Linked DNA regions of Homo sapiens: regions 1, 2, 3, 5 and 6 are each linked to region 4. Evidence: chromatin contacts called from ENCODE Hi-C or POLR2A ChIA-PET data. All regions are on one chromosome and are shown on one strand. The core of a region is the stretch at or near the end of the contact, and the rest is flanking DNA. Distances in the headings are between cores, read along the strand shown.

What was found. A loop is a pair of places that touch in the nucleus more often than their neighbours do. ChIA-PET counts read pairs that join two places held with the same protein, here RNA polymerase II (POLR2A). Pooled maps may share reads with other maps.
Region 1: a pooled map shows a loop between it and region 4 (13-fold over the local background). The contact joins the promoter of PDE4A here to the promoter of LDLR-AS1 in region 4. A Hi-C loop is called at or near these places in 5 of 37 single-sample maps with no recorded cell type and 12 of 50 pooled maps. POLR2A ChIA-PET finds 5 or more read pairs at or near these places in 2 of 52 experiments (GM12878 and activated CD4-positive, alpha-beta T cell).
Region 2: a loop to region 4 is called in a map of naive thymus-derived CD4-positive, alpha-beta T cell, with 5 times the contacts of the local background. The contact joins the promoter of CDC37 here to the promoter of LDLR-AS1 in region 4. A Hi-C loop is called at or near these places in 1 of 168 maps with a recorded cell type or tissue (naive thymus-derived CD4-positive, alpha-beta T cell), 4 of 37 single-sample maps with no recorded cell type and 7 of 50 pooled maps. POLR2A ChIA-PET finds 5 or more read pairs at or near these places in 4 of 52 experiments (GM12878, T-cell, activated CD4-positive, alpha-beta T cell and 1 more).
Region 3: a loop to region 4 is called in a pooled map, with 5 times the contacts of the local background. The contact joins the enhancer-like site here to the promoter of LDLR-AS1 in region 4. A Hi-C loop is called at or near these places in 1 of 168 maps with a recorded cell type or tissue (breast epithelium) and 1 of 50 pooled maps. POLR2A ChIA-PET finds 5 or more read pairs at or near these places in 1 of 52 experiments (HCT116).
Region 5: a loop to region 4 is called in a pooled map, with 5 times the contacts of the local background. The contact joins the promoter of S1PR2 here to the promoter of LDLR-AS1 in region 4. A Hi-C loop is called at or near these places in 5 of 37 single-sample maps with no recorded cell type and 4 of 50 pooled maps.
Region 6: a map of endothelial cell of umbilical vein shows a loop between it and region 4 (6-fold over the local background). The contact joins the promoter of KEAP1 here to the promoter of LDLR-AS1 in region 4. A Hi-C loop is called at or near these places in 1 of 168 maps with a recorded cell type or tissue (endothelial cell of umbilical vein), 1 of 37 single-sample maps with no recorded cell type and 7 of 50 pooled maps. POLR2A ChIA-PET finds 5 or more read pairs at or near these places in 5 of 52 experiments (A549, HCT116, WTC11 and 2 more).

The regions. Positions count from the first base shown.
Region 1 is chr19:10,418,147-10,422,015 of GRCh38, reverse strand. PDE4A (phosphodiesterase 4A) reads right to left here and starts at 1,478. Exons shown (of 15, transcript NM_001111307.2): 1 at 932-1,478. The coding sequence starts at 1,251. RefSeq lists enhancers at 436-625, 1,806-2,685, 3,679-3,869 and silencers at 836-885, 1,116-1,585.
Region 2 is chr19:10,401,678-10,405,759 of GRCh38, reverse strand. CDC37 (cell division cycle 37, HSP90 cochaperone) reads left to right here and starts at 2,218. Exons shown (of 8, transcript NM_007065.4): 1 at 2,218-2,382. The coding sequence starts at 2,281. MIR1181 (microRNA 1181) reads left to right here and starts at 2,222; the gene lies at 2,222-2,302. RefSeq lists silencers at 683-732, 2,443-2,502 and an enhancer at 1,693-2,042.
Region 3 is chr19:11,638,092-11,642,371 of GRCh38, reverse strand. No RefSeq gene overlaps it. Among named protein-coding and RNA genes, the nearest start is that of ZNF627, 43 kb to the right of the region's middle. RefSeq lists a silencer at 2,611-2,700. Within about 2 kb of position 1,996, at least 13 of the 41 ENCODE cell types and tissues checked have a DNase peak (open chromatin) inside an H3K27ac peak, as active enhancers do; they include HCT116 and breast epithelium, where a contact is called at or near this core.
Region 4 is chr19:11,087,059-11,091,114 of GRCh38, reverse strand. It overlaps LDLR-AS1 (LDLR antisense RNA 1), which reads left to right and starts at 1,456. Exons shown (of 1, transcript NR_163945.1): 1 at 1,456-2,047. It overlaps LDLR (low density lipoprotein receptor), which reads right to left and starts at 1,652. Exons shown (of 18, transcript NM_000527.5): 1 at 1,500-1,652. The coding sequence starts at 1,566. RefSeq lists enhancers at 312-491, 209-802, 803-1,398 and a silencer at 562-821.
Region 5 is chr19:10,228,427-10,232,721 of GRCh38, reverse strand. S1PR2 (sphingosine-1-phosphate receptor 2) reads left to right here and starts at 1,391. Exons shown (of 2, transcript NM_004230.4): 1 at 1,391-1,518. It overlaps MIR4322 (microRNA 4322), which reads right to left and starts at 2,309; the gene lies at 2,237-2,309. RefSeq lists enhancers at 837-886, 2,033-2,747, 2,687-2,766, 2,847-2,896 and silencers at 1,087-1,746, 2,457-2,506.
Region 6 is chr19:10,500,783-10,504,631 of GRCh38, reverse strand. It overlaps KEAP1 (kelch like ECH associated protein 1), which reads left to right and starts at 1,276. Exons shown (of 6, transcript NM_203500.2): 1 at 1,276-1,391. RefSeq lists silencers at 1,261-1,880, 1,891-2,170 and enhancers at 2,009-2,564, 2,541-2,790.

The DNA of each region.
Region 1 (3,869 bases), core at 229-2,728, 670 kb after region 4:
ACACACAGTCACACTACCCTGGAAATACACAGTCACACTGTCACAATTACACTGTCCCTGGAGGACACAGAGTCATCGTGTCACCATCACAAGACCCCAGAAGCTCACACAGAGCACACAACTGAGGTAGCCACAGCTGGTCATACCCGGACAGCTGGAGCAAACGGAGGTCAATCGGAGAATACCCTCAGAGGAGACCAAGCTCAACACACATGCACCCTCACTATGCTGTCACCTCTGCAGTCAGGGACTCCTTCCCTCTGTGCTGGGACTGCGCCCCCCCTCCACTGTTTCCTGCCTCTGAACAGCTACTTAACGCTAACACTCTTGCCCTGAGAGGGGAACTCCAATCTAACGCAAGGCTCCCAAAACAGTGCTCCCCCAAGAGGCACCCTCTGGATTTCTGACCCCAGCTGCTGCAGGAGGAGTCCACTAACATCCCCGCAATAGAGTCCTCCATCCCCTAGAAGGACCCTGAGAGCACCCCACCCTGAAGTAAAGATCCTGGTCCTAGCAGGCACCCCCTTATGGAGTGCTCCAAGAGTACCCCAAACACTGCGAATCTAGCCCTCAGTATAGTGCCCCCAGGAAGGTCCCTCCAAGTGGTTCCCAGCTTAGCAGCTGTTCTGCACTGTCACCAAGAATACAGACCCCTAAGTGTGCAGCCCCCTTCCCCAACCCAGACCTCGTTAACACCACGCGCAGCGTGGCGCCCCCTAAATGGACCCCAGGATGGGCTTCAGCAGGAAGCCTCCCGTAGAGCGCACAACCAGGGGCCAGGTCCCAGACGCCCCCGCAGCCGAATTCCCTCCGCCCCCGCCAGCCAAACCGACCCCACCCGCATCCTAGCGCCCCCTGCGGCCGGCAGCTCGAGTTGCCTCCTCCCTGCGCGCCCATCCGTTCCGCGCGCATCCGCCGCGGGGAGTCTTACCGCCTGCTGCTGCCTCCGCCCGCGCCGCCGCTGCCGGTGCCAGTGCCATGGAAGGACGAGGGCCAGGACATGCGGGTCGTGCGCAGGCCGGGCCGGTCGCTGGTGTCCATGGCATCGGCGCGCTCTATGGGCCGGTGCGGCTGCCGCTCCCGCTCGGCGCGCTCCGCGCTGTCGGAGTAGCCGCGCTGCTGGATACGGATGGGGGTCCGAGGCTGCCGCCACAGGTGCTGCGGGGGAGGCTTCAGGGTGGCCTGGCCCTCCCGGGGCCCGGGCAGTGACAGAGACAGGCTCCTTTCCGAGGGGACGGTCGGGGGTTCCATGGCGCCGGCCCCCACTTGCGCCCCAGGGGGCCCTGGCCCTTCCAACCTACACCCCGCTCAGCTGCGCGCAAGCCAGCGAGCCCAGGGCCCCGCGGGTGCGCCCGGCCGCGGTAGGGCCATGGCGCCCCGGGGACAGACCCGGGGGCGCTGCGGGCCAATCGCCCCCGGGCCGGGCTCTGCAGCTTCCTTTCGGCGCCTGGAGCTCTGCTCAGTGCCCGGCGGCGCTCTCCGCGCTCCGCGCTCCGCGTTCCGCGGCCCGCTCGGCGCCAGCCCCGGCTCCTCCGCCCCGTCCCGCCCCTCCCCGCCCCCCGCCCGCCGCGGCTGTCAGCGCCGCCCCCCTCCTCCTCCGTCCGGGCCAGCGGGGGGCAGCTACCTAAGGAGGGGGGCCCTTCCCGCCCACGCAGATCCCCGCTCCGGGCTGGGAGGGGGCGCTGGAACTCGTCTGTCTTCAAAGCACCCTGCTTGGCCGCGGCGCGCACAGGCACGAAGGAGTTAAACGGTTAATCCGATCTGGAAGCAGACACCGGACTGGTTGCCAGAGTGTCAGTCAGTCGGTCCATCATGGCGAGGGCGGAGTCCGGTGTTGGCGTGTCCTCGCCGCTACCCCTGGCGGGGGGCAGTTTTTGAGGAGTGGTCCTAGTGCCACCGGCGCGGTACCTGCAGCGGGCGGCGGCAGAGTGTGTGGGATCTCCTGTCTGTGCGTCGGAGGATAGTGATGGTGCGGGCCCGGGGCGGGATGTGCGCGCACGTGGCCTCTTCCGAGGGTTGTCTGTGTTTTCAGTGTCGGCTGGAAGTGTGTGTGCGCACGTGGTTGGCTGCTGTTGTCTGCCCGTTTCTCTGGATTTGGCTGTGTGTATAACTGTGTGTGTCTGTGGGTGAAGGATGTGTGCGCACATGTGCTACCTATTTGGAGGATGTGCATCCCTACGTGGTCTTTTTTCAGGTGGCCTGGGGACTGTGAATGTGTTCTCAAGCGCTTGGATGCGTTTGTGGTCGGTGTGTGCTTGCGGAGTTGTGCACGCGATTCGGCCTCTGTCGTCTGACTGTAGTGTCGGAGGACGTCTATGTATGTTAGTGTGTGCGTGTGCGTGAGTGTATGTGTGTGGTCGGCCTGGGGCCTCTGGGGTGTTTCTGGGGTGTGTCCCATTGGTTCCCTTGTGGCTCCAGGAAGACACCCTGTGGCGGATACCGCAGCTGCCGGCCCACCGCTCTATACATCGCTGCCTCTTCTAAAGCGCTTCTGCCAGAGGTAAACTGAGGAAGGTCCCAGGTAGCCGCGGAGCGCACCCCCGTGCCCTTTTCAGGCGAGTAAACAGGCGAGCCTCCTCCCTGCGGCCCCCGCCAGCAGAGCCCCCCTTCCGGCACCTAAATCGGGAGTCGCCGTGACTCACGCTCCCGCCTCCCCCAGCGCCGCGCCGAGCGAGCAAGCAGAGAGCGAGCGGGATCCGAGTGCGCCCCCATCCCCCTCAACCCCCCCAAGGATGGCTGCTGGGCGGGGGGAGTGCACGCGCCCGCGTGTCCCACCGCCCCCCCCCCCCACGCCGATAAGAGCTCGAACGCGAAACTGCTCTGCTGCGGGACCCGGGGACCAGACCCCTGCCCCCGTGCGCCCCCTGTCACGGGCTCCCCAGGGCACGCGATGCCGTTTGCCACCGCCCTCCCCCCGCGCCCTTCTCCTTATTTGAAAAAAAAAAAAAAAAAAAAAAAAGACTGCCGGTCTTCAACCCCCACAGCCACTTTTCTCCCCGCCAGAGGGGGCTCCCGGCGTGGGCGAACGCCGAGCAAAAACCGGCCCCCCCATCAGCAGCCGCCGGGTATTCCAAGGGCCAAAACTGTGTTCCCCACTTCTCTCAGGAACACCCCCCCCATTACACACTCAAAACGGCTTCTAGGGAATTTGCAGGGGCTGTGAGTTCTCCCCAGATCATATTTGAGAGTCCTGGGCTGGGCCAAATTCTTGGCGGGGTATGCTGTAACGTTGGTTAGAGATCTGGAAGCGGGTGGGAGTGCGTAATGTGAGGTGGGTGGGGGTGTCAGGACACAGCTGGGGTTGCAGAAGAAGGAGGAAACGAGGAGCGGTGGCCTGAGCTGGGGGATAAACTGATCTGGACCTGAGGCTAGTGGGATGGGCGTGGAGAGGTATAATTAAGCAGCTCCAGGGGCGAGAGACAGTCACTTGCTCTCCCTATCTGGAAATGAACCATTGGACCATGACGGAAACAGAGACCCTGGAACCCTCCAATTGAGTAGATGGGGGTGGGGGTGGATTGGAACTGCCGAAAGCGGTGACCAGAGGAGGGCATGGGGGCAGGGGCCGGCCAGAAGCCAGGACCAGCTCAGCTGTCTGACTTTCCAGCTCATTCTTGAGCCAAGAGGGGGGTTGAGTACTCTGGGAAACTGGTTGGGTACCTGGAAGGTCCCCAGATGAGAATCAGCAGGAGGTGCTGTGTGAACCCAGAGCTCGCAGATATTTCTCACATCTCCCCAGGAGAAAGAAAAATACTAGTCCAGACCCCTTCCAAGACTCCACCATCCCCTTCAAGGCGGAGAAGAAACCTGATCCTCCCAGGCGGGGACATGAAAGCCGGTGCACAGCCGCCTGATCAACCTGCCCCAGC
Region 2 (4,082 bases), core at 969-3,468, 690 kb after region 4:
GATGTGAAATGAGCTAATAAATAAAATGATGGCGCAAAAGCAGGCTCCGCGAGCACGATTTCGCGGAATCCTAGGTGTGTGTCATTACCCACTTTGCAGAGGAGGAAATTGAGACTCAGGAAGGCAAAGCCGCCTGCCGGGCCCCACCGCAGCTCAGTGGTATGTGGCTATGGGATGTAGCAGAAGAAGCAAAGGTAGCCCCAAAAAGCGTTCCCAATTCCCGCAAACCTCCCCCCCACACACACACACAGGCAGGAGAGACATAGCAGGGTTTGCACCGATGGGGGTGGGATGGGGACCGGGGACAGAGGGACAGTGCAAAGCAACTTAGGGGTCTCTCTCCTCAGTCCCCAGGGCTGGAGGTGCTGTGCTGGCAGATTAGGAAATGCTTGGGGTTGATGGGGAAGCTTCCGGCGCTCTATCCCCAGTTCTGGAAGCTGAGGCTCCGGGAACCCTGTTTTGCTGAAGCTGGGCAGCTCCAGTCTCCAGAGCCAGGAAGAGACCCCCGCGCCTATCCGGGAATCCCCGACATCTGGGATTCTCTCCAAACACCCCCAGGCTGATGACGGGGCCGAATCCCTAAAGGGCATACGGTGGGGGTGGGGGTACGACTTTCCTGGGGAGCCGGGGAACCCCCTACCTTCCTGGCCCCCTCCCACTGTGGCACCGTGTCCCCCTCCCCACCGCAGCTCGCAGCCCCAAGCTTACCTTGCGGGGGGCCTGGGGAGGGGATGCCCCGCCCTCCCTGGCCTGGGGGGCGGGAGGGGACGGGGGTGTCCAGACCCTTTGTTTGCTGGTGTGTGTGTGTATGTGTGTGTGCGATTGTGAGAGCCGCCGGGGTGTGGGTCCGTGCGCGCGCGTGCCCGGGCCGTGACGGCCACTGATGTGCTGGACTGCCAGGGTGGAGGGGAAGAGGGAGGGGTAGGAGATGGGGACTCCCCCGCCCCTGCCCGCCCACTCGCGGGTTTGAATGAAGCGCGAGGGGGAAGGGCGGCAGCGGGAGGACGTTTTTGTCCGATGGCCCTTCCCGCTCCATGCACCGGGGAATCCTCCCCCTTCTGGAGAACTTCGCTCGCTCTCTCCAGGCACTGCCTCCAACGTCGGCTCCAGGGGAGACTAGGAAGAGGCGCCCCTCACCGGAGTGGCTGGAGCTCCTCCTATCCAGCCTGACCCCCGAGGGAGCACCCTTTAATCTGAGATAATCCTGGCCCAAGGCTGCAACACGGCCTATTATCCTGGTATCAAAGCGTGGATTGGGATGCATGGAAGTGTGAGGTGGTCGAGGCCCTGCATGCTTAGAGTAATGGAGTCCTTAGAGCCCCGGCGGAGGAAGCGTACCCCAAGACGAACGGGGAGGGGCTATGCGTGGCCCCAGACTGTGACGACAAGGAAAGCCCCCTTCCACCCCTCCACGATTCCCCCCACCAAGCGCGGGGCCAGGAATACGCGCCGTGGGCTAGACTCTAGCGACACCCAGCGGCCAGCGGGGTGGGGAGCCGAGACCCGTTTTGAGGGGGTCCGGGTGATTCCAAAGTGTGTGTGTGTGTGTGTGTGCGTGTGTGTGTGTGTGTGTGTGTGTGTGCGCGCGCGCGCTCGCGCGAGTCCTCGCTGCGAATGGCAGGAGGTGGAAGACAAGGAGAAGGCTGTTGCCGAGGCGGGGAAACCCCAGCTCCCAAGGCAGGGCCACAGTCTCCCCTCCACGTTTAACCCTGCAAGGGGAGGGCCATACCACCCCCGATTTAGACACCCCCAGGGCAGGTCCAGTCCTCCTCGGGCTGAGAAAGTCCGAGGAGTCATCAGGCGCCCCTCTCCAGCGCAGGCTTAGGTCCCCGTTTACGAAGGGCAGGGGGAGGGCCTTCCCGCCGTGTCCCTACCCCTTGCAGACGTCACTGCGGCGTGGCTGAGGGGACAGTCCTCTCAGTCTCATCAACCGTCCCCTCCCTGCCACCCCAAACGCCCACCGTGGAGCGGCGGGAGATGAGGGGGGCTCGGAGTTGAAGCGCGCACTCATATGCCCCCAGGAGACCTAGCGGAGCCCCAGCGCCCGATGACGCGGAGTCTCTGCGGGAACTCCAGGGGGCCGGAACACTTACGCAGGGCCCTTTAAGGCTGGCTGGGTAGCTAGTGCCGCTGCCGCGGTTACTAGGGATGTGACGTCACACAGGGCGGGGTTTCCCGCGCTCGGCGGAAGCGGAAGGGGCGGGGCTCCGCGCTCCTAGTCTCCACTGCTGCCGCCGTCGCCGCCACCCGAGCCGGAGCGGGCTGGGCCGCCAAGGCAAGATGGTGGACTACAGCGTGTGGGACCACATTGAGGTGTCTGATGATGAAGACGAGACGCACCCCAACATCGACACGGCCAGTCTCTTCCGCTGGCGGCATCAGGTAAGGCGCGCGCGCCCATCCCTTTCCCCACTCCCGGACCCCGCTTCGGAGTTGTGATCCCCGATACTGCCCAGGGACCCCGCTGTTCACACCTAGGATTCTCACCCCCCCAGTCTGGATTTTCAGGAGCTTCGATTCAACTCCGGGACCCCAGTACCATTGGGACCCTGAGTCCCTGCCCTGGATCTCCGCTCCCCCACTCCCTGCTCCGATTTTTGCGTGGGATTCCCTATTCACCCCCTAGAACTTCTTCATAGTCTGGAGTCCCCTAGACGAGTCTTGGGGGTTCTCCCTAATTCTGTTCGGCAGTTAACATTTATACCCAGAACTCTGCCTCAAAGTTTGGACCCCAAATTCTTCTAGATGATCCCTCATCCTATTCGGGTATTCACTTCCTATCTGGGATCTCCCATCGCCCCCCCACCTCCGTAGTCTGGACCCCCAATACTTTGGTCTGTCCCGGGATCTACTTTCCGGGATCTTGATCCGGGGTTCCCATTCAGATCCGGAGTCGCCACTCCTTTTCTAAACGGAACAAGGAACTCTGTGCTACTCTGATATTCCTGTCCCTGCCCACACCCAGGACCCCCTTCCTAGAGTGTAGAACCGTCCCCCTTCAGGATCCTTAGTCTCACCGAGTACTTGGGTTTTGGAATCTGGTTCCCCTCTGGATCTAACTACCAGCTCCAACCCGATAGAGCCTCACATTCCAGCCTCTCCTTTGGCCTCCGGTAGACCCATTTCCCATTATACCAGGAAATCCTGCCCACGTGGCTTCCGGCCTAGCCAGAGCCCCTGCTCCTACTTGGTATTGCAGACCCTGTCACCACCCACTTCCCAGACTGGCTTCCTGTATGAGCCTCAGCCAGCATTGGAAACTCTCCCCTAACTCAAGCCCAGAACCCCAAACCCACCCCACCTTTTGTCCCCAGCCTGTTAGCTACTCTGTGACCCAAATTGTCCCTGCTCTTATCCAGGGACTCTCCTGGTCTGATTCTAAATTCACCACCCCTTCTTCTATCTGACCACAACAGAGGTCCCGAATCCAGACCCCAGAATCCCAAGCCTGGGTGATCCATGTCCCACCACCCTCTCAGTGCTCACGAGCCAATGGGATGACTAAGACTTAAAGGTTTAACCTCCTGCTACCCCAAATGAGTGTGCCTGCATTACATACCAGTGTCTGTTGTATTCCTTTTTTTTTTTTTTTTTTTTTTTTTGAGACGAAGTTTCCTTCTTGTCGCCCAGGCTGGAGTGCAGTGGCACAATCTTGGCTCACTGCAACCTCTGCCTCCCGGGTTCAAGTGATTCTCCTGCCTCAGCCTCCTGAGTAGCTGGGATTACAGGCATGATGCACCACCATGCCTGGCTAATTTTGTATTTTTGGTAGAGACAGGGTTTCTCCATGTTGGTCAGGCTGGTCTTGAACTTCCGACCTCAGTTGATCCACCCACCTCGGCCTCCCAAAGTGCTGGGATTACAGGCGTGAGCCACCGCACCCAGCCATGTTGTGCTCTTAAACGAAGGGCATATACCTCTCAGAACCTTCTAGTGAGGATCTCTTACCCCACCCTCCCATAGGGCAATTCCCCATCATTTATCCAGAAACAACTAGAAGGTCCCTTTCCCATCCTTCCAGAATACTCTGGAATACGGCATTAGTCTCTTCATCTAGCTCCCAGTCCCACTTCCAGACCTAT
Region 3 (4,280 bases), core at 747-3,246, 550 kb before region 4:
AACTCAAGTGTCACATCGTATCCTCCTGTCACCAGGGGCATCCCCCATCCCCATCCTGCTCACTGAAGTGCTCAGTGACCACCCTCCCAGGAGACGACACATTGTGCGTCCCCTGTGTTCCTAAAGTGCATTTTGCTTTTCAGGTTCTTGCACCATCTCAGTGGGGTGGGTTTTCCTGTCCTTAGGAATAGTTTTCTCCCTTAACTATGCTGAGAGCATCCAGAAAACAGGAATCATTTCTGTCCTGTCCCTTCAATACCACCATCCAACTGGCTGATGAGCCAAGTGTCCCCAAGGAATGGAATCTGGATTTGGGGAAGAAAAGCTGAGTGTCCCAGGGGATTAGAGCTTTTTTTTGAGACTGGGTCTCACTCCAGTTGCCCAGGCTGGAGTGCAGTGGTGCGATCGCAGCTGACTGCAGCTTTGACCTCCCTGGCTCAGGTGATCCTCCCACCTCAGCCTCCCCAGGAGCTGGGACTAGAGGCACGCACCACCATACCCGGCTAGTTTTTTTGTATTTTTAGTAGAGACGGGGTTTCGCCATGTTGCCTAGGCTGGTCTCGAACTCCTGGACTCAAGGGGTCCACCCGCCTCGGCTTCCCAAAGTGGTGGGATTACAGGCTTCCCAAAATGGTGGGATTACAGGTGTGAGAGACTGTTCCTGGCCCAGGATTAGCTTTTTAAGGAGGGGAATACCAGGGGACTTCTCCCACCCCAGGGCACCTAGCTCCTCTCCTGGGAAGCCCCAACTCCACGCCTCAGGTTGTCCTCTGGGAGGAGTGACCCACCCTCCAAGAAACATGGTAGCTGTGGGCATCTTCAGTCAGCCCCAGGCAGTTCTGAAACCCAGGACCAGGATAAGATGGAGGGTGAGTTGAGGACACATCGCCCTGTAAAGTTTCCAAAGATAAACCTCAACCCAAAGACATTCTCAGAAGGTGTCCGTGCCTCGGGCAGATAAAAGGAGGAGAGGCATAAAGATTGTTTACAGCAAGTGTCAGGTGCTTTTTCTCCGCTTCCTCAAGTGTGAAATGTTCACAAACACACAACAAATCTTTACAAAAAGAGCCATATTTTGCCCTCTTAAAAAAAAAAAAGCCTATTAAAATATTGCGTGTGGCCAGGCGCCATGGCTCACACCTATAATCCCAGCACTTTGGGAGGCCTAGACGGGCGGATCACCTGAGGTCAGGAGTTCAAGACCAGCCTGGCCAACATGGTGAAACCCCGTTTCTACTAAAATACAAAAATTAGCCGGGCATGGTGGCACGCGCCTGCAGTCCCGGCTACTCGGGAGGCTGAGGCAGGAGACCCGCGAGGTAGAGGTTGCAGTGAGCCAAGATCGTGCCACTGCACTCCAGCCTGGGCAACAGAGTGAGGCTCCGTCTCCACCAAAAAAAAAAAAATTATATATATATATTTAATATATATATAATTCATATATACATGAAAAACGTGTGAGGACGGTTGCAGTGGCTCATGCCTGTAATCCCAGCACTTTGGGTGGCTGAGGAGGGTGGATCACCTGAGGTCAGGAGTTTGAGACCAGCCTGGCCAACACGGTGAAAACCCGTCTCTACTAAAAATACATGAATTAGCCGCGCGTGGTGGCGGGCGCCTGTAATCCCAGCTACTCGGGAGTCTGAGACAGGAGAATCGCTTGAACCCAGGAAGCGGAGGTTTCAGTGAGCCGAGATTGCGCCACTGCACTCCAGCCTGGGCGACACAGCGAGACTCTGTCACAAAAAAAAAAAAAAAAAAAAAAAAAAAAAAAAAATATATATATATATATATATATATATATACACACACATATATACATATATACACATATATATATATATACACATATATATATATACACACACACACACATATATATGGCTATGTTTGAAACAAAGCCTGGGGGACGAAGAGTTGACATTGTTGTGGTGAACTGAAGAGGAGGCCAGCTCTAAAACGCGGAGCGGGATCTGGAAATCCAGGGATTTGCTGGCAGCCCTAGGAGAAGCTAGGCCAGGGATCACAGTTGCGGATTTGAGACCCTGCTTCGCATATATCTGGATATCTCAGTAAAAACTCGAGCCCCTTGGAGACAAAGGAGGAACTGGGGACCCCACAGACCGCTGCTCCTTCCACATGAACCCCACACCCGAGGAGGATTCCCCCCATGACCCTCCCGTGTCCCCGCACAATCTAGGGAGACGCGGGGCTGCGGACGCGGAGCTGCCCAGAGAGGACTCCGGAACCTGGGCCGCAGTTGCCGCGCGGGGACCGGACAGGACGCCCGGAGTCCTGGCTGCAGGCCCAGCCCCACCCTGAGGCCGAGAGGACCGAGGACCGAGCTGGGCCAGGGCACTCGGGTCCTCAGACCCCAGAGACAACAGCGAGGAGGTCTGGGTCCCGCCACAGCCGGTTCCGGTCGGTTACAACCAGCTGTACCCTGTCTCGGGAACCCCGGCCTCGGACACTCACCATTTCCCGGCTTCCGAGGTATTCCGGTTCCTACCTACACCTCCGGCTGCCAGTACAGGTTCCAGCCCGACCGAGCAGGGAGCCGAGCGCGGGTGACAGAGAAGACGCCGCGGGCTTTTTCAACCTCGCATCCTCCAGCCTCCTGGACGCCTGATTGACAGTTCTCACGGCCCCGCCCAGCGGCTCTGATTGGATAGTACTCCAGGTCCCGCCCCCTAGGCACTGAGCGACAGAAGAAGTGATCTCCCAGTGCTGAGTGGAGCCAGATGAACAGGTTGCAGACACAGCTCTTGGCATGGGGCGGGCGGGGGAGGGGGGGTTCCTCCCTGGGCAGTGACCTGACCCCTCCCGGGGAATATCTGCATTTAAGAAGAATTCCTGCCAATAGTCTGCGAGCCCTTCCTGCTTCTTCCTCCGGGACTGGGGGGTCACAACTGTGTGCAGGGAATCCCAGACTCACTGTCCAGTGGAGACATCCCCTGGCCTCGGAGCAGAAGGGGAGCCGAGGCCACACAGGCCACACTGCAGTAGGAGAGGGGGTCTGATGTCCTCCAGGGATCAGGAATTTGGGATGAAGCTGCTGGCTGCATGACCAAGCCTTTCTCCCACCTGATCTCTCAGTCTTATTTTTTTATTTTTTATTTTATTTTTTGACGGAGTCTCGCTCTGTCGCCAGGCTGAAGTGCAGTGGCGCGATCTCGGCTCCCTGCAACCTCCGCCTTCTGGGTTCAAGCGATTCTCGTGCCTCAGCCTCCTGAGTAGCTGGGATTACAGGCACGCGCCACCACCCCCAGCTAATTTTTGTATTTTTAGTAGAGGCGGGGTTTCACCATGTTGGCCAGGATGGTCTCAATCTCCTGACTCGTGATCCGCCCCCCTCGGCCTCCCAAAGTGCTGGGATTACAGGCGTGAGCTACCGCGCCCTGGAGTCTACTCGTTTTCACCAAGAAAATAAAAACACAGCAACAATGGAATAAAATTGTTAAATGTGTGGAAAAACTGGAATTATATGGCAGCAATATTCTATGAAGGAATCAAAAGAGAAGAAAAGCAAAAACATGAACTAGCTCAGAGAAGCAGTTTTTCAGCCACTGTTCAGCAGGAAACCCCCTATTCAGGAGGTTAAACAGATTCTTGGGAGCCAGGTTCTGACTGCTGAAACAGAGCCCCAGAACCGATCAGAACCTGGTGATGAGGCCTGAACACTGAAGGATTTAACTCTAGGCTCTCAACATGCCTTCCTGTCCTGTCTGCATAGTGTGGCAACACTCTCTCCTTCCAGACCTTCATCATATTCTCTCTTTTTTTTTTTTTTTTTTTTTTTTTGAGACAGAGTCTCGCTCTGTCGCCCAGGCTGGGGTGCGATAGCGCGATCTCCGCTCACTGCAACCTCCGCCTTCCGAGTTCAAGGGATTCTCCCGCCTCAGCCTCCAGAGTAGCTGGGATTACAGACACCCGCCATCATGCCTGGCTAATGTTGGTATTTTTGTAGAGACAAGGACACCGCGCCCAGCCCCAGACCTTCATTTTCACCAGCAGGAAACTCACCTGGAGTCAGTTTAAGGTACTGACTGACATAAATTGTCAAATTCATAAACCTTTTCTCCATAAGGTAATCCAATGGGTCTTGACCTTAACAGATTTTCTACATATATCAAATCACACTCCGACTCCAGCTATTCTATGTGTAAACCAAAAATAAAATTCAAAGCCCACCCCTCTCTCCCAAACTGAAGGATTCCCCTCTCGGCTAAGGGCATCCCAAAGTAAACCTGAAAATCTAGAAATCTAGTTCAGGCCACGAT
Region 4 (4,056 bases), core at 207-2,706:
TGCAACTAATTTAAAGCCACCTAAAAAGCTCTAACTCAGGATCATGCACTAACCAGCCTCTTGTGGAAATCTAAAATCTAATCCATTTCACCCAGAGGAAAAATCGCCGCTTGGACAGCTGAACCGAAGCCATTCACAGCCTCTGAAGAAGCGAGGCCACCCCAGGGGGTCGGTCCCGGGGGATAGCTGCCCCACCGTGGCTGAAGATCTCGGCTGCAGACCAAGGAGGGGCGGGGAGATTCTGAGGCAACGTTTCAACCTCGTAAGGAACCGAGGCCTTGAGGGTGGCCGGGGGCCCCTCTGTGAACTTGATCGGGGCTGGTGGGGCGAGGGCGCCCCCCAGGACAAGGTGGGGACGGAGGTGTCGCCACAGAGCACAGCGGAAACCGGGGACTTCGCCAGGAGGGCCCAGGATAACGGAGGGCGACTCGTGTATGTCGCGGAGGCGGCTCCGGGGACCCGGGACTTGTCGTCGCCTTTGTGACAGGAACCGCGGAGGAACGCCAGGCCTCCCCTGCATCCGCCTCGCCCCGGACAAGGTGAGGCTCAGACTTCCGCGCCAGCCCCGCCCCGCTCGTACACAAGCCCCGTCCTCCCGACGCCCGCCTCCGCCTCCACCGCCTCACATTGGACAAGGGGAGTGGCTCGAGGGTGGCCTGTTGGACTACACCCAATGGAATTCGGGGGGCGGGCCAAAGGGGCGGGGGCAGGGGCGGGAGGGGGTGGCCCCCGTCCCGGAGCACGCGGCGGAATCCCGGGACTGCACCCAACTCAGGATGGCAGTGGCGCCCTGGGGTCGCGCAAAGCGGATCGGGACCCCTGAGCCCGCGGTGACCTCCAGGCTGGACATCCGGGTCTCCAGTCGCCCTCGCCCCCAGAAGGACTTAAGGCGGGGGTGGGAGTGATCCCTTGTTTTAGGACTGGAGGTCCCCACACCCAGCTCCGAGTTAGAAGAGAGGGTCCCGGCCGGGCGCGGTGGCTGACGCCTGTAATCCCAGCACTTTTGGGCAGATCACCTGAGGTCGGGGTTCGAGACCAGCCTGGCCAAAATGGTGAAAACCCGTCTCTACTAAAAATACAAAAATTAGGCGGGCGTGGTGGTTGGGCGCCTGTAATCCCAGCTATTCGGGAGGCTGAGAGAGGAGACTCGCTTAAACCCGGGAGGCGGAGGTTGCAGTGAGCTGAGATCGTGCCACTGCACTCCATCCTGGGCGACAGAGCTAGACTCCGTCTCAAAGAAGATGCGGTCCCTCACCCTGTGGAGACTTGGGGGACAGCGGTGCCCCGTTTCCCTTAAATCCCTCAGACTCCTCCCGACCCTCGCGCTCCCCTCAGCGCCCCCCTCCAGCGCCCCCTCCAGCCGTTTGGGAAGGACCCCGTGCCATTACCCCACAAGTCTCCCAGGGATGGAGTGATTATTTGTACCCAAAAAAATAAATTCCCAAGGGCCCCCCGGGGGCTCCCTCTCAACCTATTCTGGCGCCTGGAGCAAGCCTTACCTGCAGTCCCCGCCGCGGCGAGGAGCAAGGCGACGGTCCAGCGCAATTTCCAGCCCCAGGGCCCCATGCTCGCAGCCTCTGCCAGGCAGTGTCCCGACCCGGATCACGACCTGCTGTGTCCTAGCTGGAAACCCTGGCTTCCCGCGATTGCACTCGGGGCCCACGTCATTTACAGCATTTCAATGTGAGGTTTCTAGCAGGGGGAGGAGTTTGCAGTGGGGTGATTTTCAAATGTCTTCACCTCACTGCAAGAGGAGGAGTTTCGAACGGCCGATGTGACATCGGCTTTTTAACCCGTGAAGCTCTGATTCCCACTCCAGTCCTTCGAAAGTGTCGCCAGGGCAGGCGACTTGATTTGTTGTATTTGGGTCTCCGGTGAAGAGCTGACGCCCCCTCAAAATTGGAAACGCATCTTCTGAAAGATCCTCCTGAAATTTCTCGATGTTTAACTGTTAACATTTTGCTGTTGTTGTCCACAGAAGGATAACAACAGCCTTTCAAGATCCTCCAATAGCCTAATGCCATTGTCCTCTCTGCCTCAAAAGGAAAACACTAAAAATGTTGGGAACTTCCGCCACTTTCTATATTTGCCTTTTCCTTTCTAGGAATTGTGTATAGATTTTTAGCTTCCTTTCGTTGTATATTGTTTTTACATTGTTATTCCAAATCACCTAATAGACACTGATCAATCAGGAATTTAAATAAAATCTTCACAAAAGTACAGCCAAAAAAATATTTTTTGTTTTGTGGGATCCCGCCTTTGGCTGAGTATAAACATCTGAAAAATCAATTGTACGGATACCTGGAGTCTGGACGTAAATATTGATTTCTCCCCTTAGGAGAAGGAGTTGAACAAACAGAAGGGCGGTTTCCTCTCCCTCAAAGCAAAATCAAAACAAAACAGGGCTTTCACAGTTGAACTTGAACCCCTAAGCCACAGAGAGCTGGTGGAGACCAACTTTTAGAATTGAGTCTCTTTGGGGACTCATGGGGTTGCCAGAGGCCTCTTGCCAAAAAGGCACATGTGAGAAACTTGCCTGAACCCCACACAGGGCTGGGCAGTCTTGGCGGTTCCCCCAGGAATAAGCTGGATTTCTCTGGGATTTTGCAAACTGACTTTGGCAGGCAGTGCTAACCTCTCAGCAGGATTTTAGGGAAACCTAGGAGACCAGGCAGAAAAGGGACAAATTGAACTCTCAGAAGGACAAAAAAAAAGATTAATCAGGGAAAATAATTTTTTAATTATTTTTATTATAATTTTTTAAATAATTATTTATTATTTATTTATCATTATTTCCAGCTGTCACTCAGGCTGGACTGCAGTGGCGTGATCACAGCTCTCTGCAGCGTCAACCCTGGGCTCAAGGAATCCTCCCACCTCAGCCTCCTGAATAGCTAGGACCACAGGAGTGCACCACCATGCCCAACTAATTTTTAATTTTTTTTTATAGATGGGGTCTCACTATGTTGCCCAGGCTGGTCCCAAACTCCTAGCTTCACTCAATCCTCTTCCTCTTGCATCATGATGCCTCTCAAATTGCTGGCTTTACAGGCATGAGCCACTGTGCCCAACCCAGAAGAAGAAATTGATGATAAGAATTTTTGGCAGTTAAGACTCAGTTTCAGAATTCGGCCTTGGACAGATAAATTAGCTTTCCCAACCTGTAAAGGGGCCATCAAAATGCTTGAACCTACTTGGCAGGCTCAGTGTCAAGGTCAAATTGAAATAATTAGCGGGCTGGGCATGGTGGCTCACGCCTGTAATCCCAGCACTTTGGGAGGCTGAGGCAGGTGGATCACGAGGTCAGGAGATCAAGACCATCCTGGATAACACAGTGAAACCCCACCTCTACTAAAAAAAAATACAAAAAATTAGCCGGGCGTGGTGGCGGGTGCCTGTAGTCCCAGCTACTCGGGAGGCTGAGGCAGGAGAATGGCGTGAACCCGGGAGGTGGAGTTTGCAGTGAGACGAGATTGCGCCACTGTACTCCAGCCTGGGCGACAGAGTGAGACTCCGTCTCAAAAAAAAAAAAAAAAAAAGAAGTAATTAGCAATCACCTAGAGAAGTTTACAAGGATAGGCAAGTTCTAGGAGCTGCTGCAACGTTTATAAATGTGTCCCCATTGAATCCCATTCCTTATGCCATTTGCGACATTAAACAAAAAAGTGAAGTCTGGATGTGGTGGCTCATGCCTGTAATCCCAGCACTTTGGGAGGGTGAGGCGGGGGGATCACTTGAGCCTAGGAGTTCAGAACAAGCCAGGGCAACACAGTGGGACCCTGTCTCTACAAAAAATACAAAAATAAGCTGGACATGGTTGTGTGCGCCTGTAGTCCCAGCTACTCGGGAGGCTGAGGCGGGAGGATGGCTTGAGCCCAGGAGGTCAACGCTGCACTGAGCTGTGGTTGTACCACTGCACTCCAGCCTGGGCGACAGAGTGAGACTGTGTCTCAAAAATAAAGATAAGTTTAAAGATTCAACTTAAAGCAAAAAATAAGTAAATAAAAATTTAAAAAGTAAGTATCACTGGATTTTTTTTTCTTTTTTTTTTTGAGA
Region 5 (4,295 bases), core at 142-2,641, 860 kb after region 4:
TTGTAATCCCAGCACTTGGGGAGGCCGAGGCAGGCGGATCACTTGAGGTCACGAGTTCGAGACCAGCCTGGCCAACATGGTGAAACCCTGTCTTTACTAAAAATACAAAAAAATCAGCCAGGCGTGGTGGCACGCGCCTGTATTTCCAGCTACTTGTGAAGCTGAGGCACAGGAATAGCTTGAACCTGGGAGGCAGAGGTTGCAGTGAGCTGAGATGGCACCACTGCACCCCAGCCTGGGAGATAAAGGAAGACTCTGTCTCAAACAAAAAAATTTTGTTGCTGGAATGAGGGGCTTTCCTATCCTGTTGTCGAACTGCTGGTTACACACACACACACACACACACACACACACACACACACACACATCATTCGATGAAGGTGTAGTGTCCATCATTTCCGCAGGCAGGCACACAGAAATGCCCAGGAATTAGTGAAAATTGGAAATCTGGATAGAAGACTGGGCCCGACGCTGGAAGGCAGGCACAAACTGGGCCCCGCCAGAGGGGACAGTGATCTACAGAGGCAGGAAAGAGTGTGGAGTGTCCCCAGTCCCCCAAGGGAAACAGGGCAGCACCTGAATTCTGGAGGTCCTATCAAGGGAGAGACTGGTCAGGCACAGTGGCTCACGCCTGTCATTCCAGCACTTTGGGAGGCTGAGGCAGTAGGATTGCTTGAATGCAGCAGTTCAAGACCAGCCTGGGCAACACAGCGAGACCCCATCTCTACAAAAAACTGCAAAAAATTAGCCAGGCATGATGGCGCACCTGTAGTCCCAGCTACTCTGGAGGCTGAGGCAGGAGGCTGAGGCTCCCGTGAGCTATGATTGAGCCACCACACTCTGGCCTGGATGACAGAGCAAGACCATGTCTCAAAAAAAGAAAAAAAAAAAGAGATCAATTTTGTCTTTGGGACAGGACATCGCACTTAGTAGGAATTTATTTGTTGGGTGGACACACAGTAGGCACTTAATGCCTATTTGCTGCGTTGACACCTAGTAGGTACTTCCAAGGCTCTTTGTTGAGTCAATAAATGTGACCTCGTGTTTTCTTCCAAGTCCAGGGTCCCAGGGGTAAGCCCAGAGGTAACCTGGGGTTGAAGACAGTTGTTTCAGGTTGAGGCCACCTGGCCAGGAGTACTGTGACGTCACCAGGCTGCGTGACGTTTCGCGCCGGCCGGTTCTCACGGGTGGGGGCTGGGAGGGGCAGAGTGAGAGATCGGGTGGGGGGGGCGGACAAAGGGCCCTCCGTGCAGCTCCTGTCGGCCCCCGCGTGCGCCCCGGCCAGCCGGCCGGTCACATCTGGAATTCATTGCAGCCGCCGCCGGAAAGGGGAGGAGAGGAGGGCGGGGCGAGCGGGGGGCAGAGGCGGCGGCTCTCCGCCCCCCCCTCTGTCCCTCGTCCCAGCCCCGGGACTTAGCCGAGCCCGGCTGGCAACCCCAGCCCCAGCCGCGGCCGCCCTGGGGACGCAGACGCCAAGGCCCCTCCGGCCAGGGCCGGGAGCCGGGCCGGCCTAGCCAGGTGAGCGCGCGTGGCGACAAGGAGGCAGAAAAGGCGGGCCTGGTCCCCTGAGGTCTCGGGATCCGAGCTGAGGGGCCCCAATCGGGGGGCTGGGGCGCGCACGCGCCGCCTGGGTTCCTGCTGCACGGAGCGGGTGGTCACAGTGCGCCCTCTCCAAGAATCCGGGCGGCCCCCACTGCCTCGGCCGCGAACCCGCAGACTGTGCTCCCCGCCTTTCTCAGCGGCAGGAAGTTGGCGCCGGGGAGAAGGCTGAATCCGAGCGCTTTCGACTGGAGTCTTTGGGAGGCAGGACGCCGTGCTCGGGGACCGGGGTCTTGGGGAGTGTGTTTGGGGGGGGGCAACACCCCTCCTGGCTGACTCCGGCTGAGCGAGGGCAAAAGGATGTGCGCGCCGTGGAGCCTCCAAGCCAAGGGGCGGCACCCACGGGGAGGGCGGTCGGACGTCGGGCTTTCTGCCTCGGTTTCCCCAAGTTGTTTGCCTCCTCCGGTCCCCCGGCGGGGGGCGTGGCTTTGTTTTGTAAGGAAAGAGAAAGTGACTGCGTGGCTCAGACGCCTCCTCTTTCAACTCCGGCTCAGGGATGGGTCGTGGGTGAAGGCGCGCGTGGCGCGGACCTCGCGTGGCCCCGAGCCGGGCGGAGCGTCGGAACTCGCCCCCTTCTCAGGCACGGGTTGACTCACCCGGGGATTTCCACCCCCTCCTCTGTCTCTGTCCTTGTCAGATGCTCCGGGCCCCACGCGCTGAGCCCACAGTCCCCCTCGTGGGGCGACACGGCCAGGCGCGGAACTCGCGGTGCAGCTGCTGCTGCGATCTGGTCCCCCACCCCCAGTCTTCCCAGAATCTCGAGGCGGGACCCCTGGCGGGACGGAGAGGAATCCTTCCAGTGCCGCTTGGAGACGTGGGGGCCCCGCGCGTGTGGCGGTCTCGGGGGCGGGGGGGAGAGGAGGCGTGGCTCCCGCGCGAGCGAGCGTGGATACCGCGCATTCCTAAACCAGATAAGGAGGCCGAGAGTGCGGGCCAGCACGGGGTCGGGTCCTGCTGCCATCTCCATGGAGACACGCTGGGCTTTGCCTGGTTGATGGTGGGCGATGGGGGCGCTGCCCGCGGACCAGAGGTGTCTCCAGGCTCCTTTGTTGCTGTTTGGGTCTGGGCTGAGCTTAGGAGTTTCCACCCTTGGGAACCCACTAGGGTCTCCTTTGTTCATTGGTTCATTCATTCATTCATTCATTTGCCCATTCCACACGTTTTCTGAGTGTTTTATTTGTGCCAGGCATCCCTGTAGGGGCTGATAACTGACTTGCTCCCTGGCCTTAGGCATTGACTGTCTAGGTGGAAGCCAGACAGAAAAGGAAAGATATCATGATAGTTTCCCATAGTGGCAAGCGCTGTGCAGATAATAAAACGAGATTCTGTGATTAGAAAAGGCTTGGAGATGGCTGCTATTGTAGACTGGGGGTCAGGGGAGTCCCCTCTGAGGAAGTGACCTTTAAATAGAAAGGTCACTTTCTATAAGGTAGGGTGGCTACCACGGGCTCCATGGGTGACCAGGGGGAACTGTAACCACAGGGCCTGCCTTTCTGAAAGATGGGGAGACAGTCATTCAAAGATTTGAGGAAAGGCCAGGCGTGGTGGCTCACGCCTGTAATCCCAGCACTTTCCTAGGCTTAGGCAGGTGAATCACCTGAAGTCAGGAGTTCCAGACCAGCCTGGCCAACATGGTGAAACCCCATCTCTACTAAAAATACAAAAATTAGCCAGGTGTGGTGGTAGGCACCTATAATCCCAGCTACTCAGGAGGCTGAGGCAGGAGAATCGCTTGAACTCAGGAGGCAGAGGTTGTGGTGAGCCGAGATCACACCACTGCACTCTAGCCTGGGCAACAGAGTGAGACTCTGTCTCAAAAAAAAAAAATTTTTTTTTTGAGAAAAAGAGTGTGCCCCAAGAAGAACAGCAGGGGTAAAGGCTTGGAGGTAGGGGTAGGGGTAGCATGGAGGAGGTTTAGTGTGGTTGGAGTGGAATGGCCCTGGGGGAAGAGTGGGAGGAGGCTTCATCGGCAGGGGCCATCCTACTTGGGCTATAGGGAGCCATGGAAGAATTTGGAGTTGGGGAGTGACATGGAGTTACAAGTTTAAAAGCTCCCCCTGGCTGCTTGGTAGAGAATGGCAGGGTAGGGGGTCCTGACAACCACAGAGAAACCAAAAGGTAGGGTGGCTACCACGGGCTCCATGGGTGACCAGGGGGAACTGTAACCACAGGGCCTGCCTTTCTGGAACTGGGAGTGGGTGGAGAGGACCTTGGAAGCCACTGAGGCTTCCTCCATCCTTCCCCTCTCCTAATCTCCAGACAAACAGTCGTCTGAGTCTATCTCTCTTCCCTTCCTTCCAAACCCCATCACTTGTCCCTCCTGTTCCATTTCAGGCCTGGACATTCTATGTGAGCCCAGTGGCCTCTTTCTGAGCTTCTGAGAGGGAGTCAGGGCAGACTTGGTGAAGGTGACCGGGAGACAGGCTCTGTGTCCTTCTCAAAACCTGGTAACCTTACACAGGGAGGGGACATGGGCTAGGCCACGCCATCCACCTAGGGGGTGACTCTTCTGCCAGCTCCAACCTCAGTGCCCTGCTTCCTCTTTCTGGGAGGCGTCAACCGCCCAAGTGCTTGCCTCAGTAAAGTCCTAGTGGTTAAGATGAGTCTTGGATAGAATGTGGGCCTCAGTTTCCCCTTCTCTAGGAGAGCTGCTTCTCCCTCTGTGAATGCCTTAGCCTCCCCGGGCTGCAGAAGGT
Region 6 (3,849 bases), core at 27-2,526, 590 kb after region 4:
TAGAGACGGGGTTTTATCATGTTAGCCAGGATGGTCTCGATCTCCCGACCTCGTGATCCGCCTGCCTCGGCCTCCCAAAATGCTGGGATTACAGGTGTGAGTCACCGCGCCCGGCCCCGCATTTAGTCTTAATGATAATCTGGTAGGTAGGTGCTATTATATTATTACTTTTTATAGAGAGGAAACTGAACCATAGAGAACTAAGTAAGCGCCCACGGGCACTGAGCTGGTAAGAGGCAGATCCAGGGTTTGAACCCCCCAAAGACGGGTGCCACACGCCTCTTGATAGGAAGTAAATCAAAAATAAAGACAAGGAAGGCCGGGCGCGGTGGCTCACGCCTGTAATCCCAACACTTTGGGAGGCCGAGGCGGGCGGATCATGAGGTCAGGGGTTTGAGACCATCCTGGCCAACATGGTGAAACCCCATCTGTACTAAAAATACAAAAAATTAGCTGGGTATGATGGCGGGCGCCTGTAATCCCAGCTACTCGGGAGGCTGAGGCAGAATTTTTTGAACCCGGGAGGCGGAGGTTGCAGTGAGCCAAGATCGAGCTACTGCACTCCAGCCCAGGTGACAGTGAGAGACTCTGTCTCAATTAAAAAAAAAAAAAAAAAAAAAAGACAAGGAAAACCTGAGGCCTGGGCACAGCGCCTCACACCTATAATCCCAGAACTTTGGGAGGCCAATGGAGTCAGGATCTCTTAAACCCAGGTGTTCAAGACCAGCCTGGGCAACATTGCGAGACCCCATCTCTACAGAAAAACAAACAAACAAACAAAAACTAAAAATTAGCCGGGTGTGGTGGCGCCTGTCTGTGGTCCCAGCTACTCAGGAGGCTGAGGTGGGAGGATCGCTTGAGGCCAGGAGCTCAAGGCTGCAGTGAGCCGCGATTGCGCCACTGCACTCCAGCCTGGGCGTGCAGATCAGAGCGAGACCTTGTCTCTAAAGGAAAAAAAAAAAGAAAGAAAGAAAGAAAAGAAAAGAAAAGAAAACCTAGCGAGGTAGATAATTTTCCCTAGATCCTGCGGCCGCCGGACCACGAGGCCGGCGCTGTGCGTTGTTAAAAGGAGAATAGCAGATGGTGGCGCGCAGCCCCGCGAGGAGACATCCAGCAACGAAATCGGGAGATGGAAGGGACAGTGAGAAGGGGGGCCTGGCTGTGCGCCCCCGCCCGATGCCCCACTCCTCGCCGACGGGCGCCGGGCACCTGCGGGAAGGGCGGGAGAATCGCCGCTCCTTTCCCGCCGCGCCCTTTCCGCCCTCTCCCCGCCTCCTTTTCGGGCGTCCCGAGGCCGCTCCCCAACCGACAACCAAGACCCCGCAGGCCACGCAGCCCTGGAGCCGAGGCCCCCCGACGGCGGAGGCGCCCGCGGGTCCCCTACAGCCAAGGTAAGGCAGGAATCTCCTGGACTGGGTCGCGGTCCCCCGGCTTCCCGGAAGCGCAGTGCGCGGGTGGCATCACTGTGCCCGGAGCCCCTGCGCGCCCCGGCCATCCCCACCCCGAGGGACCCCCTACGGAGGCGACCTGGGGGCTGAGGTGAGCGCTTGGGCAGCAGCGACGGGGAGGGGTGTCCACCCCACCCCTGGTGCGGGCCGGGGCGCGCAGGCCTGGAACTCGGGGTTCAGACTCCCCGCGACTCGGACCACGCGGCTAAGCGCGCTCAGGGTCGCGTGCCCCCGCCCCGCCGCCATGCTGGGCGCCGTGGTGGCCGCGCAGCTGGGCGACAGCAGGCGTGGGCGGGGGTGGGGAGCGGCCCCTCAGCGGTCCCTACCGCCTGAGGCCAGGGCCCGGGGACTTTTATTGTGACACGGCGGGCGCCCGGCTCTGCTTAGTCATGGTGACCTGCGCGCGCTCCGCGCCTCCCCCACGCGCAGCGATGGAGGCGCCGGGGCTCGGGCGGTGGAGGCGGAGCCGGAGCGCGGCCATGGCGGGGTGAGTGAGGCGGGATGTGCCCGGGCTGCGGGCATCGCGGGCCGCGAGCGCCCCTGCGGCCGTGCCCGGAGACCAGGAAAACGGGCGCCACGGCCCAGGGCGCCTCCGAGTTCCCCGCCAGGACTCGGAGGGCCAGGAGGGCGCGACCTGGGTGGATATTTTTGTTGGACGGCGCAACTCTTGGGGTGGCCCGGGAGCGGCGGAAACCGAGCGAGAGAACCAGGAGGCGCTGCGCAGAAGGAGGCCCGGGGGCTCCGAGGCGTTGAGGGGCTCGATCTGCGTTCTGGGGTTGGCAGCCGAGAGGCCGCGGTGGGGTCACTTCCTCGCCTCACTGGGCCTGGTGGAGGCTCAGGAGGGGCATGCGCAGTCGCCCACTTGCCGCTTTGTAGGGTGGGGGAAGTGCCCGGTGCCCAAGGGGCATTGTTGACCGATTGGCCAAAGACCAAGAGGCAAACCCAGGGCCTTGGCACCAGAGTGGGGGCCGAGTGGCACCCAGGGAGGGTGGAGGAGGCCGCTCTGGCAGGCACGGTGGCAGGGCAGTTAGCCAACCACCCGTTTATTGACCCCTGCGCAGTGCCAGGCCCCAGGCGAGAGGCACAGGAGAGGGTTGGCCCGACGCCGACCTACATAGGTCTCCCTGCCATTTGAGGCGCTGGGGCCGGGGACGAGAGACAGTCGATCAACAGACAAGCAAAGGAGGTCATTTCAGTTCCTGACAAGCGCAGTGATGACAATAAAACAGGGAAGAGGAGACTTTGAGTTGAGTCCCAGAAAGAGGGGAGTGAGAACTTGCAGATCCACTTGTGGGGAGCCACTTGGAGATCCCCCACTCCTTTTGAAACGTAACTCACGTCTGGGCACAGCAGCCTATGCCTGTAATCCCAGCATTTTGGGAGGTCGAGGAGGGGGATCACTTGAGGCCAGGAGGTTGAGACCACCCTGGCCAACATGGTGAAATCCCATCTCTACTAAAAATACAAAAAATTAGCCCATCGTGGTGGCTGGTGCCTGTAATCCCAGCTACTCAGGAGGCCGAAGTATGAGAATATCTTTTTTTTGTTTTATTTGAGATGGAGTCTTGTTCTGTCACCCAGGCTGGAATGCAGTGGTGCGATCTCGGCTCACTGCAAGCTCTGCTTCCTGGGTTCACGCCTTTCTCCCGCCTCAGCCTCCCATGTAGCTGGGACTACAGGCGCCCGCCGCCACACCCGGCTAATTTTTTTGTATTTTTAGTAGAGATGGGGTTTCACCATGTTAGCCAGGATGGTCTCGATCTTCTGACCTTGTGATCCGCCTGCCTCGGCCTCCCAAAGTGCTGGGATTACAGGCGTGAGCCACCACGCCCGGTCGAGAATATCTTGAACTCGGGAGGCAGAGGTTGCAGTGAGCCAAGATCGCACCACTGTACTCCAGCCTGGGCAACAGAGCGAGACTCTGTCTCGAAAAACAAAACACAAAACACATAACTCATCTCCTGGCCCTCCAGGATCCAGGGGTTTCCATGAAACCCTTCCTTAAGTCCTTAGCTCTCACTGCACTCCTTCCCAATTCTCCAGATTGACTGTCTCAGCCTCTGAGCCACTGCACTTACTGTTTCCTCTGCCTGGAAAACTACTCCCCAGCCTCCCACTTTATAATAATTTTCATCCTTGTCTCAGCTCCAACCTCACCTTCTCAAAGAGGCTTGGTCTGCCAGATTTTAAAAAACTGCACCCCGGGTCAGGCATGGTGGCTTACGCCTGTAATCCCAGCACTTCGGGATGCCAAGGCGGGCGGCTCACTTGAGGTCAGGAGTTTGAGACCAGCCTGGCCAACATGGCGAAACCCAGTCTCTGCTAAAAATACAAAAACTAGCCGGGTGTGGTGGCGGACGCCTGTAGTCCCAGCTACTCGGGAGGCTGAGGCAGGAGGATC